Linked DNA regions of Homo sapiens: region 1 is linked to region 2. Evidence: chromatin loops called from intact Hi-C (ENCODE). Cell type or tissue: dorsolateral prefrontal cortex. All regions are shown on one strand.

Evidence for each region. Peaks named below come from ENCODE experiments on the same cell type or tissue, not always from the same donor. Only the 100,000 strongest peaks of a DNase experiment are listed, where the experiment ranks them.
Region 1: a loop joins it to region 2, with 4 times the contacts of the local background. A loop is called at or near these places in 4 of 110 quality-filtered maps.

The regions. Positions count from the first base shown.
Region 1 is chr12:78,558,667-78,566,666 of GRCh38, reverse strand. No RefSeq gene overlaps it. Among named protein-coding and RNA genes, the nearest start is that of LINC02424, 200 kb to the right of the region's middle. In dorsolateral prefrontal cortex, a CTCF peak has its summit at 3,892 (motif pointing left); a DNase peak (open chromatin) is centred at 5,796; H3K27ac peaks cover 6,532 bases.
Region 2 is chr12:78,190,294-78,198,293 of GRCh38, reverse strand. It overlaps NAV3 (neuron navigator 3), which reads right to left. Exons shown (of 40, transcript NM_001024383.2): 35 at 893-1,047. Among named protein-coding and RNA genes, the nearest start is that of LINC02424, 170 kb to the left of the region's middle. In dorsolateral prefrontal cortex, no CTCF peak of the experiment used is centred here; no DNase peak of the experiment used is centred here; H3K27ac peaks cover 4,837 bases.

The DNA of each region.
Region 1 (8,000 bases), 370 kb before region 2:
CAGTCACTAGAAACACAGGCATTTCTACCACACTCCTTCTAAAGCATCATGACACAACGCCTTGTAACTTTCAGATGTCCTGACATGATCATTGAGATTAAACATAAGAACACTGCTTTCAGGAAGTCACTTTATTTTCCCACTTGGAATGAAGAGCTTCTTGATTCCATATGCAAATTTATGCATACAGCATGTCAATTTATGGTCTCTAGATTCTCTGATAATATCTAGTAGCCTTATTGGTAATGACCATTGTTGCTGTGGGGTTTCACTGAGCAGATCTGGACAATAAAACCTGTGGCCAACATGTTTTCAACTGGCAAATCTGAAGCACTGCCAGGCTATCTAGCTCTTTAGTGACAGGTTTCTGAAGTCAGACCTGTCACCTCACCTGGAAGCACAAAATATTTCATGAAGATAATTTTTTGCATGTGTGTTGGTGAATGCTAATTTGGCAAGTATATGTATTATATATAAAATATGTGATATATATGAATGTATGCATGTGTATATATATCACTTATATATAAATATGTGTGTATTTCTGGGAAGGGAAACATTTGAAAGAGCACAGTGATGAGCTATGCAGAGAATGATACACCTGAAATTTATCAAAATTGAAAAGCAATAAGTAAAAACATACATCTTTCCTTTTACAATCTAGTTTGGTAAGTATTTTTAATTTTGGTGGCAAGTCTTTTCTAAAAAGGTCTAAAAGTGTTTCTAAAAGGTCTGTGCATACTGGTGTCTATACATACTGATGTAGCTTGGAGCTATAAAACTAGAGAGGTTGAGGCAGGGGGAAGGTTCCTCTCTTCTGTTTAAAGCTTTGGTGACAACTGATTTCATTTCTATGTAAAAAAAAAAAAAAAATCACATGCTGAGTCCTGTATCACAGCTTATTTAATGGTGTTACCAGCTTGAATGCACTTTAGACCCATATATATCAACACAAGTCATTTGTGACAAATTCCATTTTACTTAATGAAAAATTAAGGTATAATTGGCATGCATTTAGAGATTGGATCCCTCAAATTACAGATTACTTGGATTAGAATAGATTTCCCAATGGCTCTTCCTAAATAACTCTACCAGTCCCTGTGTGTTCTTGAGTGGTGCACTCCAAGCCATGGGCTCACTACAAGTCAAATGAGCATTGATTATGCCAAGAGACAATGTGGGAAAAAACTTTCAAATGCTAAGACATGGGGCACACATGTACTGTGAATTTTAAGTATAGTTCATCTTTCAGAGCTTCATTTTTGCAAGCTCTATTGCTCTAGGAAAAAACTCACTTATTTTCAAACAAGAGATTCAACTTATGTCCAAAATGTAATTTTACTTTGCCAGCCACACATAGCCCCAAAGTATTTTATGTCACTTAGGGAACCTAGGATTCTATGGGGCAGAAGTCCATGAACTGGTTTTGGTTCCTCTAATTCTCTTCTTTCTTTTTCTCAAATCTCTCCAATTCATTGATGTTCTAATTTGTATAACTTTCATGAAAAAAAAAAAGTGACAGCTTGAACACATCTAGAGGCCAATAACTGCAGTTGGCTTGACTTCAAATACTGAGAAAGGAATTGAAATCCAGTTATTTTCCCTATCTTATTGCTCCCTATCTTATTGCCCTATCTTATTGCTGGTAGGCTGACTTCAGCATCTGTTGAAATAAGCCAAACTCAGTATAATATAAAAGTGTTAAAATATATTTTTAAATAAGTATTTAAAAATGCTTAAAGATCTGGTTATTCCAGTGAATAGGTTTGTGATGTAAGCAGATATAAAAGTAGTAGATATATTTTCCTAATTTAGACAGGGTGTGATCCCAATTAATAAATATCTTCTCTTTAGAGCATTTATCCCCAAATACCAAATCAGGGCATTGGAAAGACAGGGGCAACAGGGTTGAGCCATGTTCTAAATTAAGGCTGGAAGATAACAAGCATTGCTGCTGAATTTCAGGATATTTTTACCACAGTAAGAATCCTAGTAGAATTAAAAAATATAATTTTCTTTTGAAGGACTCTAGCTGAGAAGCTAAGCAAAACCGAGGATAAGCTATTTAGTTTCCAGCATCCTGTTTTTGTCCTTTCAATCATTCCCTTCTCCTCTTATCCACTCCCTAAATGTCTCTATATGGGAGAAGCTTTGAGAATATGCTTGCTGGCACTAAAGACTCCTACCACTCTCCTGGTGTTTGCCCTGCCTTCCCTGCCAAATAGGTCTACCTCTTAGTCTTCTAGCTGATATCTTTGAGGAGACCCCAAATGTGAGGGCATCTCATAGGCCTCTGAGTTCATATACTGCAAAAATACCTTTACAATACATAAAAATCTGCTAAAATTCAGCAGTGACTGTTTCAATCTTTTTAGTCCTTTAGAACATAACACGGTCTCACCAGAGCACCATCTGAATTTATATATTAAAATTTGTGTACTTAATTTCCAGATGCTCAAATATTTTTGTAATCCCTTACCACCTCCCATTTCCATCTAAACTAAAATACTCAACATTTATATAATATGTTTTTCCCCCAAAGAACATTGCCCCAATTAGCTAACTAGTGTTCAAAATACTCTCATGAAGGGTGTTCAGATATATAAAATTATGCTTATCTCAAAGCTGCTGGAAGATTCATGGAACAATTTGGCATTCGACTTCCTTTCATTTTCAAACAGTACTTTTGCTATCATAAAATAAATTCTGATTTATTTTCAGTGAATAATGTTGCATATGTATATAACATTTTTAGACCTTCACAGGGAATGCAATGTGCTGTACGTTCTGGTTCAAATAATACTAAGAAATGAGTAACGCTGGCCATATGTGCTTTTACAATCATCTGGAATAATATGTGTTCAGAAGACATCCACTTTCTGGCATTCATTTATTCATTCATTCATCAAATACTTGTTAAGCCCTTGCCATGTGGCAGACATAATAACCTGGCAAAATTATTTACTCACCATGTAATAATTGCTACTATTTAATAAGAGTTTTAAACATATTACATCATTTAATCCTAACTTCAAGTAAAGTAGCTTTATTAGTCAAGGTTTTTCAGAGAAAAATAATATGGTATATACGTATATAAATGCACACATGCACACACACACACACACACACACACACACACACACACACACACACAGATTTTAAGGAAATGGCTTATACAATTATGTGAGCTAGGAGGTCTGGAATCTATAGAACAGACCAGGCTGGAAATTCAGAGAAGAGTTGATACTGCAATCTTGAGCGCTAAATCTGCAGATTGGAAACTCAAGCAGGGTTTCTACGCTGCAGTCTTGAGGCAGAATTACTTATCTTTCTGGAAACCTCAGTCTTTTCTCTGAAGGCCAACTGATTGCATGAAGCCTACTTGCTTTATGGAGGGTAATCTGCTTTACTCAAAATCCTACTAATTTAAATGTTAATCACATCTAAATACCTTCACAGCAGCATCTATATTGGTGTTTGAGCAAACAACTGGGCACCATAGTTGACAGATAAAATTATCCATCATAATGAGTATGACTATGCTTATTTTATATACAGGGAGGTTGAGGCTCAGAGAGAAAATTACTTGGATTTACTCAAATAGTAATTGAGAATTTGGGGATTTGGGCCAGTCTTGTTCTGAAGCCAGATGTTTCTCTCTCTATGGCAATATATGAAGGAATGTTACAAAAATCCAATACATAGTCCCTACATTTTAAGTATTTAGAATTATTTTTGGTGGTGATGCTAGGTTACAATGTATTCATTCATCCATTCCATAAATATTGAGCGTCTACTACGTAAAGGGCATTGTGCTAGGAGCTGGGAATTGAACAGTCAACAAAACAGATAATGGTCCTGCCCTCTAGTGGGAGAAACAAACAAAAGCCAATAAACATAAGAGCTAGCTACATATGTCAAATGCTAGAAAGAAAAATGAAACATGTAAGGGTGACATGGTGATTCTCTGTAGTGGTGATATTTGAGCAGAGACCTGAATGAAATGAGAGCATAAATCATGCAGATATCCAGAGAAAAGCATTGTTTTCAGTTAAAGGGAAAACCCAGCACAATAGCCCTGAGATGGATTGGTGTTTGGCATGCTTCAGGAACAGCAGGAGACCAGTATGGCTGGAGCACAAAGATGCAAGCCAGCTTATGGTGTAACAGATTTAATATAGCACAAATAGAACATAATTGTTCTGAAGACAGAGGGAATACAAGAATGATTTGTTTAGAAGCATGTAGAAAGGGAAAGATTCTTGAAAAGGAGTTCTAAGCAGGATATTTGAAATTAGAAGAAAAAGTGGGAATGATTTAGGGAAGTGCACTGAATCCAAAGATACATCAAATGAAAATGAAGAAACATGGATATGTATAATGGTTTACTGAGTCAGAGAATTCATATTGCAGAGAGATTACACAGATGACTAGGGGCCTCAGGACCATGGAGGAGAGGAAAATAAGTGAGTAAATGTGCAGGCTTAATGTGTGGATGTAGGCATGTGTCAAAGAACTTACTGTGAATCAATTATGAGGAAGTTAATAAAGAACTAAAATGCAGAAGCTTCATTTTGATATAAAATGAAAAGGTTGTCATTGTGCGTGTTCAAAATGGGAGGCTGATGCTGAAAGAAATATTTGAGGATAATAATGATTAACAAAATCACAAGTGCTTTCTATGTATTAAGCAGGTTTATATCCATTATGCCCTTTTTTTCTTATAACCACCATTATGAGATAAGATACTGTTATTATATCCTTGTTAGAGATGATGCAGCTGAGATAGAGACATTAGTAAGTTATTAAAAGTTACATAGCTAATAAGTTATTGAGGTGGCATTTTAACTCAAGAAGTCTGGTTCCAGAGCCCAAGCCTTAAATAATAGTGCCTTACAAAGGAGTCAAGCAACTCTAATGAAAATGTGGCCTAGCAATCTCTATGGCACATAATTGAATTAAAATCATGTTTGCAAAATTGAAAGAAAATTTAATTATGTTAAAGGGATAGAAAAATGTAAAGAAATTTAAATACAAAATATAGATTTGAGATGATGGTCTGGACTGAGCTTGTAGCCATGGATGCAGAAAATAAACGGGCATCATAATAAATAGAACATGATGATGGATTTGATTTGGAAGGTAAAGGAGCAAAGACAGTAATTCTAATGTTGGACGCTTACGACTATCAGGAAATTGGCAGTGAGAAGAGCATAATCATGTATCACTTACCATACCAAACATAAATTCAGTTTCATTTAATTCTCCAAACACTGTGAGGTTTCCAAAGAATACTTATTTCCATTTTACAAATAGCATAGGTCAAATATATGCCCCAGTGCTATGCTGATAGCAAGTGGCAGAGTCAAGATCAAATCTGAGTCTGATCTGAGTCCAAGAGCCAAACTCTTATTCTTCAACTTTTTGTCAGGTTTCAAAAAGTCTCAGTATTTAGGAGATTCTTCCAGTTATACCATAAGGTTGCCTACATATGAAAGCTAGATAGGCACTGAGGTTCAGGACTGAAAATGCATATTCAGGAATTATGAGCAAAACATCAATGTGCTTGCAAAAAATAATTCAGAAGGGGAAGAGTTATGACCCAGAAGTGATGCTGGGGAGTGGGTGAGATGGAGGAAATGGGGAAAAAAGATGGACACTAGCTGATGACAGAGAGTGAAGATCAATAAGTTGTTACTCTTTGGCATCGAGTTCTTCAGAGCAAGAAAATTCAAAACCTTAGCAGTGGAATGACACCTCCACCATGCCGTTTCATCTGCGTCCCCTGCATAAGTGAACACCATCTGCTATGGAGGCGGAATGGTGGTGAATTGGAATAGCAGTCCAGACTCAATTTTGAAAACTTGGCAATGACTTTACATGGCAATTTGACTGAAGTTTGCAAGGATGTAGGAGCTTCCTTGTGCTAGCCAACTTACTGTGCAGTCTCAAACAGAAACAAGCAAAAAACCTTGCGTATTCTGTGAAAATGTTCTTGTGTTTTTACCAGAAGAAATAAACCTTCAGAATAACAACCTAGATTCCAAACAATATATTCCCCATACTGATCTGGCAAGATTCCATCATACAAAATTAAATAGTAGGTTCAATGTGTGTAGGGGAAGGCAGGGCATTTGGAGGGGAAAGACTGGCTCAGAATGTTGGTAGCCACAATCTGTTACATAGTGCACCAATATCTTTTAAATGGGCAAATTGATTATTTAGCATTTAATTCTAGCTTTGGAAAATTCTAGAACAGAATAAACCAAAATAACTCATGCATTTAAAATGTGAGTGGCATTTCATGAAAACTGTTTGATCTCGTTTCTTAAGGATAAGCCCAGCAGAGCTAAGTTATCCATTTTAAAGCAGTTAGACAGCTGTAAAATAGAGTAAATATATATTTTCCTGTTTTCTCTACTTTTTAGAGGGGCAGCCAGCAAGTATTTGGAGACAGAAGAGTAGACTTGTGAGGGGAATAAACCCTGAGTAGCCCACACAGGCTTGCTTAAACCCCAAAAGTGCCATTTGAGCAGATGGAAGATTCTGCTTGCCTTAGAAACTACTCAAGCATCCCTTGGGCTTAATTGTCCCAGGTGTTGTGGCCATCTGCCAGACTTGTTTACAACAAATGCTTGCTTAAAAATGGGATACTGAAATCTCACAGCTTTCTTAGGATGTGGTCAAAGAGCATATGGAATTGGAAATTAAATCTTGAATCTTAAATCCACCATTTCCATTATGATAGCTTCTGCAACAGAAGAGACAAGAGAGATTGATTAGGCAAGGTGAGTTGTTGACATAAACTGAAAGCAAGAGAATATTTCAAAGGTAGAGAGTAAAGAATTCACGGACACACTGGGAACTAAAGCTTAAGAAACAAATTTTCATAGAAAACTATTTCATTAAATATTTGTGGTGAGAACTCTTGGTCATTTAGGTATACATTGGCCAAGATTCCAGAGAGATAAGCAAAAGAAGGCAGCAAATTAACATGAGTAAAAAGAAACACATTTTAAATGGTTGATGTCCTTATAACGTGTGAGTATTACGAGCAGGATATTCTTGAAGCTGTTCCTGTAAGCAACTTGTGCTATTGTGCTCCTCCCACAGAAGTGTAAATGCCTGCAATGTAACTAATTAACTAAAGCTGTAATTTCAGCAAAGAATGGGATATTTGGTTGTTCATGAATAAACATCTTCAACATAATCCATTTTCAGCCTGCTTTAACAGAGTTACAGAAGCTAAAATGAGCCCAGGTTTTTTTCTATAAAAGAATCGAAAACTTACTGGTTTTGAAAATAAGAGAGGTTAAAGGATAAGAAAATTAAAATAATGGGTAACATTTAATTTAAAATAAAAAATATTGAAACCCAGTAAGTATTCTAATTAAGTTAAGGAGTTTGATGGCAAATAATAAAGATAAAACTCGATCACTTCATTACCAGGCTTTTCTAAGAAAAGAGTTGTGTGCTTTTTTCCTTTATTCCAAATATTTTCCTCAAGTAGCTCCCTCTTCTCCTTTCTGCAACAGAAAACTGAAAACCTGGTCATATTTCAATCACTGTCAATGCCACTTGACTCTCTAGTAGATATTTCCGTTTCTTCCTCTTCGTGAACATTTTAAATCTCTGCTTTCTGCTTGAAGGTATTTAAACAATTCGTGCTTTTATTTCCATCTTAGCACAACTTTCATGGTATAAAGAACTCTAACCTGATGAAGGTGGTGAGTAGCTCCACACCTTCTTAGTAGTTCCCAATTTTGTCCAGTCGTGGAAATCAGGAGCTCCTAGACTGCTAGCAATGGTTTCTCTACCCTCTCCCTTTGGCACGTACATCCTCATCTTCTTAACTCCTATTGTTTATTTGCTCTCAGTTTATCCATAATTCATTTTGGTTGTTGGTCATTTTACCACCAGTCTTCCCTCCAGCTATAGAAAACAGACATTGAAAGGTAGCTTTCTGTGACTTTCTTGCAACAAATTTAGAGAATCTTTTA
Region 2 (8,000 bases):
TTATAATGCTTATGATAAAATTTATTAACTTTTACTATTTTAATATTTCATAGTTATGTTAAAGAATATTAATATTGTGAGAAAATTTGTATTCTTTCATTCCTTATTTTATGCTGATCGTTTGTAACTTCCAAAAATCTCTAGCAGAGATAATTGGAATATTTGACACTATTAAAACTATTTATTTTATGTTGATATTCTTATATGTCCTTTCTTTAGAGGCCATGCCACAATGAATCTTTAGTGGGTTTTAAGATTTTTTAATACCTTACTTTAACCTTTCCTTTTATTGTAAATAGTTAAAAATCATACTCATTAATAGAGGGAGCTATATCTGAATATATTAAGTTTATCTCTATAGAAAGGTTGAATTTAAACTTTAATATGAACTGAGAATGAAACCAGAGCTCTAAAGGCTCCAGTTAGTTTTTAATTTTCCTGATTAAAACTATTCCAACGTTGTTGTTGGTTTCGCAAATGTTCATCATGTCTGCAGAAGCTAACATCATCAAGGAAGTAATGTTTCCATAAGAGTGCCTGGGATATGGTTGTTGAATGAATACATAGATATTCTAAGGAATGCATATGGAGTCTTTAAAACTGTGGTATAATATTAAAGAGGGTTTCTCAAATTAATGACAGCCATTGTAAGTCTAAAAATAATAACTACTGAGGTAGTTCACATGTTAATTAGCTGGAGTTAATCATTCTACAGTGTACATTTACTTCAAAACATCATGGTGTACACAATCAATATGTACAGTTTTATCTGTCAATTTAAAAAATAAAAATTAAATATTAAACAAATTTTAAAAATGCATACAGGTACAAGAAGGCAAATTTGATGATAATTATTTCATATTTCATTATTCAGAATATTTGATAAGCATACCATTTGTTGTATTTACAATTGAGAAAACCATTGAAGATATCACTCAGAGAGCCCACATGATGAAGATTATCAAGAATTATTACAACTGGGAGCTCCACTCCATTATTATCAGCACTGCACTGTTCAGCCAGGTTAGCTAGATATTGTTGCAATTCCTTTTAAAAAATGAAGAAAACAGATACGTCAGTGATAAATTTATACTAATAGGAAGCAGTTAATATTTTAGGAATAGCACTCTTTGTCCTCTATTCCGTTTCTTTCATTAAAGTCATAGATTATTCAACTGATGTAAAATCTTTTCCTACAAATCAAAAACCATATATTGCTGACAGAATAATTTTTTTAAATGAAAGCAAGAAAAAGGAAAGCAATAGAAGATCCAGTACCAAACACCTGCAGCAAATATAAAAGTATAAACATGACGGCATATTTCTAAGTGGTTTTCTCCCTGAAAGAAAAGCCAAAATGAGTTCTGGATATGAACTCTTATGATAAACCACATATATTGAGATTTTATTCTGAGTTTTGGTATTCAATGATAAAAGTAAATTTTAGCAACCTTAATATTTCAAGTATGAACTAAATTCAAAATGGCATTTCTCAGGTTCCACTAATATTTTTAATGTGTTAATTCTAATTCAGGTAGATGGGGTATATCTAAAAGTACAGCCATAGGACCTTGATAAAAGTATGCTTATTATTTATTTATAATCTGCATGCAATTGCTGTAATTTTAAACAAAGACAAAATTTAGCATCTCCTGAGTTTATTGGTTCTTTTACAGGTATTATTCCTGTCTAATAGCTTTTAATCTAAATATGATAACCAGTTTGCTGATTGACTGCTCTCACAGATGGGTAGGCCAGGAACATAATTAGGTTTCTTAAAATTATCCTAATCAGTAAGAACATTTCCATAATATTTGCATATTTACAATGACATTTTCAATTTGCAAATCGTGCTCAGGGTTATAAAACAATTCCATGATTTTGGTTTCTGGCAGCCAGGTAAATATGTGAATTGCTCACTCTAGATGCAACCTCTCTCTGTCTGTAACACCACTGCTGGAAATAAAAGTAGGAGATAAAACAACGGGCCAGGATTTTGAGGCATTTAGTAATTTTTATTTATGTTCAAATATAAAAATGTATTAAGGAAATAAAGTACTATTTGTTTTCTATTGAGCTAATCACATAAAATAAATCTTGCCTAAGTCAGAGAATGCAGAAAAAAATATGTTTAAAACTGTTGAATATTCTGGAGAATTCTATTTACTTCAAAAGAAAAAATAAAATTTATGTCACTAATTTAGCTACATTAAGTCATTCATTCGTTTATAAAATATGCACTGTCTATCTACTGCGTTCATAGCCTTAGACCAAGCCCTGGGTATACAAAAATAGTGAAGTCTGATTCCTGCTATCAATGGAGTTTAAGTAGGTTTAACATTTATTATGAACTGCATCAAGTACTTTTCCGGACATGAGGACTAAAAAGGGTAATCAGGCTGGTTTCCCCTGCAAGCTCTAAGAGTTGTCACATTAGGGACTGGAATTTAAATGTTACAAATGATATCAATATAATATCATAAATATATTATGAGATATGAGAAGTCAAGGGAAGAGATTTAGCCTAGCTGCTGGGTGTCAAGAATGGTTTTCTGGAGGAGGTAACACTGGAGCCTGAGTGGGGTGGTAGGCACACATGTAAATAATGATGAATTTACAAAATGCAAGGTAAAACATTCCATGAGAGAGGATAAAGGAGGCATGTGGCCTATAGGAGGGAAAGAGATTAATTCCAACTGGCACATCCTGCTGGCACCAGGGATTTAGAGATAAAACATAATTTCTGTCTTTCAGAAACTTAGAGTTGATAAGCAGAGAAGCTGGTGAGCAAGTGATTCACAATACAGTGTGCTAAGTGAAATGCACAAAACATTATAGGGAGACATAAGAGAGGCATCTAATCCAGACTTAAGGTTCACAGAAAAACAGAGTACAGTGGTTAAAAGGGAAAAAAAAGCAAATAATAATAATAATAATAAAAAGGATTGAAATCTAAAGAATAAAAAGTGAAACCTGAAAAGTGTAAGTGTATGATGTGTTTTGGGAAATAAGTGTTCTGTGGTTATAGAAAAATATAGTACATGCTACTGGTGGTGGCAATAAAAAAGAAAAAAAGACTTTGAATCCATGCAGAAGAAGTTGCATTTTATTATATAAAGAAGTGTGGAACATTGATATGTTTGTTTGCTTCTTTGTTTTCAGTAGAGGAAAGCAATTTATTTATCCAAGGAAACAGAAATGTGAAAGATAGAAGAATTAATTAGAAAAGGAAATAGCATTTAAGAAGCTTATTACCTTCCTGGAATAGAAGGTCAGGCATATACATATATAACAATAATTCACAGTCAAAATAATACACTACTTCAAAAAAGTATAGATCAAAGATTTTGTTTATAGTATGTAAAGATTGATTGTAGCGTCTGGAAAATGTACTGTGGTGGCAGTATGATTTGCTATTATTCCCTTATTTTAAAGATTGGGTAATACCTTGATGCTTAAACACAACAGAAGAGCTTTCCAAATAGAGAAGAATAACCAGTCAGAAACACGAAAATATGATATCCATGTAGGAAAAAAGCTAAGAATATGTGTTTTGTGAAAGGAAATGGTGGTAATGAAATTGTAAAGGAAACTGCAACCTTAAATGATTAGTAAGATCGCTGGACATCTCCTTTTGGCAGTGAAGAAACATTCTTCTGGTGACCTGAGTAAGTAGTCACAATGGTGATTTAACATGTGGTGAGCATATTGAAAGGAAGAAGCAAGACCAGCCAAGAGAATGTTGAAATTATTGAAGCCTAGAGATACTAAGGGACTGAACAAGGAACAACGTGATGTTTTTGATGTAGTACAGAAATCTATAAGAAAACATTGAAAAATTTGATCAGATTTTAATTATGAAAAGATATTCTATGTTCCATGAGGTGAATGAATATATCCCAAAAAAAGAGAGAAGGGAAATTTAAAGGAAATCGTGTATCAAGTAGTTAAAAAATAATTGTAGAAATCCAAGAAACAACAGAGGAGGATGTTAATCTGGGGTGGAGGGTGGTTTTGTTGGAAAGCAATGGAAGAGGATAAACTTATAATATGTGTTTGGGGCTGAAATTGTCAATTCTCAACAGGTATATTTAGTAGGTGAATAGAAACATATGTGTAGGATGATAGAAAGCTTACAAATTTGGGAGAATGGGCATGGCTGATAGTGTTTAATTGAAGTCAACCACACAAGTCAAGCCAAGTTGAAGCCACAAGAGTCATCCAAAGGAGAATAAAAGTGAGAGAGAACAGAATAGTTCATTATAAAGAAAAACAGTTTCATTTACTGGGAAGTGAAGGAAGAGCAGAGAGAAAAAAACTGAAAAGCAATTTACCAGGGAGCAGGAAACAAGGAGAAAATGATAACATGAATGTCAGAAAGAGAGAGAGAGAGTGGGGAGGCACAAAGGAATTGAGTTTTGTAATTAGCAGGTCACTGGGTCATTTTTGGACAATCAGAGCCTTTAGGTTCTAATTATAATGTGGCTTTCTTTCATCTTGAGAGGGTAGTGGATCCCCTGGGAATCTGATGGTAGGTATAAAGCAATGGATGTAGAAACAGGCAAACATAAATAAACTTTTTTCCTATAACTTAGAGGAGTTTTTCACAGATTCCCTTGAAATAACTTCATGATACCCACTCTAGCTTGATGAAAATGAAATCTTAGATTGAGGCACTGATGCACCGGCATTAAAAGTCTTTTTTCCAGATCTAGTCAGGTAGAAGGAAACAGGCATATCTACCAGATGGGAGTTGGCAATGAGATGAATCCCATACTCTGAAACTACAGGTGGAACACCACAGTTACATAAAAATGGTAGATCACTGCTTTCTCAGATGCTGACTCCAGACACACTAAAAAGGAATCTATCAGGTACAGTTTTCTGATCTTTTCCAGCCTAACATTCCAAATGGCTTCAGCTGACCATGTATTCTCTACTAAATCCACCTCTAGCCCTCTGGGCCTACTATATCGAATGTCACAAAGTGTAATTGTTTATGTGTACTGCTCTCAATCAAAATATTCCAGCTGGCAGCTTGAGGGAGGGCTTGAAGTGTGGGAAGAGGAACAGAATGTAAAGTGCAGAGGTACTGAAAACATGAAAAGATGTTTTTCATTTGATGATTTGTGGTTTGAGTTTCTTCTTTTTTTCTGAATCAGTAAGTGCTTTTTGGATTTGTCTCTTCAGTGCTATCTATGGCACAGCATAAAATGCGTCAGCATTTACACAGCTCCAGGTTTTCAGGAACAGGATTTATTATTTCATGCCTCATTATCATGTTACTTCAGTAAATCTACACTGTTGGTATCCCTAACACAATCTCAACTTGTCATCCCCTCTTTTTTTATATTTATCCTCACTTACCCTCACCCCCAACTCCCAGGAAAATAGTGGGTATTCTCTGTCAATTTGGCAAAAATTGTCCAAATTTTCTGGCAACGAGTTTGTATTCAGCATTACTGATAGCTTGTTCATATCTTCAAACCATAAGGAATAACATAAAAAATAAATATTTTTTAGTTATAATTTGTGTTTTCTTGGGAATGAATGCTATTGTGATTTGTTCAAGAGTTTCTTTCTGGGCTGGGCACAGTGGCTCATGCCTGTAATCCCAGCATTTTGGGAGGCCGAGGCAGGTGGATCACGAGGTCAGGGGATTGAGACCATCCTGCTAACACAGTGAAACCCCGTCTCTACTAAAAATAAAAATTAAAAAAATTAGCTGGGTGTGGTGGTGGGCACCTGTAGTCTCAGCTACTCAGGAGGCTGAGGCAGAAGAATCGCTTGAACCCAGGAGGCAGAGGTTGCAGTGAGCCGAGATCGTGCCACTGTACTCCAGCTTGGGCAACAGAGCAAGACTCTGTCTCAAAAAAAAAATAAATAAAAATAAAATAAAATAATAAAAAATAAAAAAATAAAAACAGTTTCTTCCTATGACTGTTTCCTAGCATCATTAGCTCTGCCAATGCTTGGCAATGCTTTTCCCCTGCCCATTATTTTGCAATGAAGTACTGAACTGGCCTAATAATGGCACAAATAGCCTGTACTCTGAAAAAGCAAAAAATAAGAGTGTCGGAAATATTTCATAAAAAAGTTAATAGGACACTAACATGTTCTTAACAGAACATCTCTAAGCAATAAACTTTTTTTCCTAAGCTGAAATATATACATACATATATAGATAGATGGATAGATAGACAGATAGATATTTTTTAGGGAAAGCTATGTTTTAAAATTAATGGGAATTACCTATTTTGTTTTAGCATGTTAACTACATTCTAATGAAACTTCATCTATTTAATTCAAAACGATTTTAAGTGATCCTCAACTTTATCAAAATGTCATGGTCTCCTCCAATAAATCTATTTTGCTCTTATTTTCTAAACACTTTTTTATTCCATAAAAAAAGTACCTTGTAAAGAGTTTTGTCATACCAACATTGAGGAAAAAACAAACATTGAGGATGACTAAGAGGCCTTTCAAACCTTTCATATTTTTTGGCTGAAAATATTTAAAACTGTGCTAAAAGGCTTTTATATAAAGATATGAGGAGACAGAATTCACAGGAAGCATTAAACATGTCAGCTGAAGCAAACAGACAATTGTGCTCTTCCTACTTTTGCTCAGAGAAGAGCCAAATACTCTACCTCAGGTTCTATGTCTTTCTTTAGATGGTGGTTCAACCACATTTGAATAGGTCTGAGTTCCAAGGAAATATTCAGAATTTATGTATTGCATTTATTTAACTTTAAGAGATCCCATTGTGCTTTATGTACATCGTTGTTTTTGAAGGACACATATAAAACGGTTTTGAACAAAGATGTGTGTGTGTGTGGTTGTATGTGTATGTGCGCGTGCACTGTGCATATGTGTGTGTATGCTTGTGAGAGAAATCTTCACTGGGAGCCAAGGGCTATAATTAAAAATTGCAAGCAACTCTTATATCGTGCTTGCTACTTGCGCTGTTCTCTCTGTCTCTCTCACACACACACAGACACACACATGCATATACACACTCATTTATTTAGTCTTTAGAATAGCCCTACTATTTCCCTCATTTTACAGGTGAGAAAATTAATACTTTTTGTTCATTAAGCTATATGCCTGGCTTATTTCAAGAATCTAATGGGTTTGGGCTGCTCTTGGGAGTCACATTTATTTCTGAAAATTTGCAGATTTCAGGTTTCTGAGAAACTGGGACAGTTTAGATCATTGAACCAGGTTATCCTTGAAAGAGTAATATGACCCAGTATAATTGGGATTCCCTCAAGGTATTGCTTATAATAGTTGCATTTTCCCGACAGAAACTTTTAGGTTTCATTGATTCAGACTTTAATAAATAATTACAGGTAAAACTAGGTTAGTGTTAAAAATATGTTAGCCATCAACTATTTCCTTTTTAGGATTTTTTGTTTTACTCAGAAAATAAGAAAGTACAGGCTACGCCGTATAGGCCCTCATGCCTTTTTAATATCTGAGTGTTCAGGCTGATTACTATGGCACATTAGACCGTAGATGGTGGTGAAATTGAATGTTGTTAACTTTCCTAAGGTTCCTAAACAAAAATTTTAGGGAGATGTGACATAAGCAAATTGCTGCTCCCAGAATATCTGCTTGGAATATTCTAATTATTGCCAAATCTCCATTCCTGCAAAACCCATGTTATTTCCTACTTATCTATTAAGATCCAACAAACTATTACCCCTTTATAAAGCTCTGATGCCTCCAAGAAAAGTTATTCTTCCTTGTTGCTTGTGCACGGACCTCTTTCTACTGTAACAGTTTCTAGGTGGATGTCTAAGAGAAACCATGCCATAGGAGACCTGTCATATTATTCTGTATATTCCCAATATCTTAGGGAGTACCTGATAACTGAATGTTACTGAAAATAGTAGTCTTGTTCAAATTCATGAAACAGAGTTTGATCACTCACCAGGTTACAATTCTAGTAAAAAAAAGATGGATATTCTTTTCCATGTACAACATGGAAGTCTCAC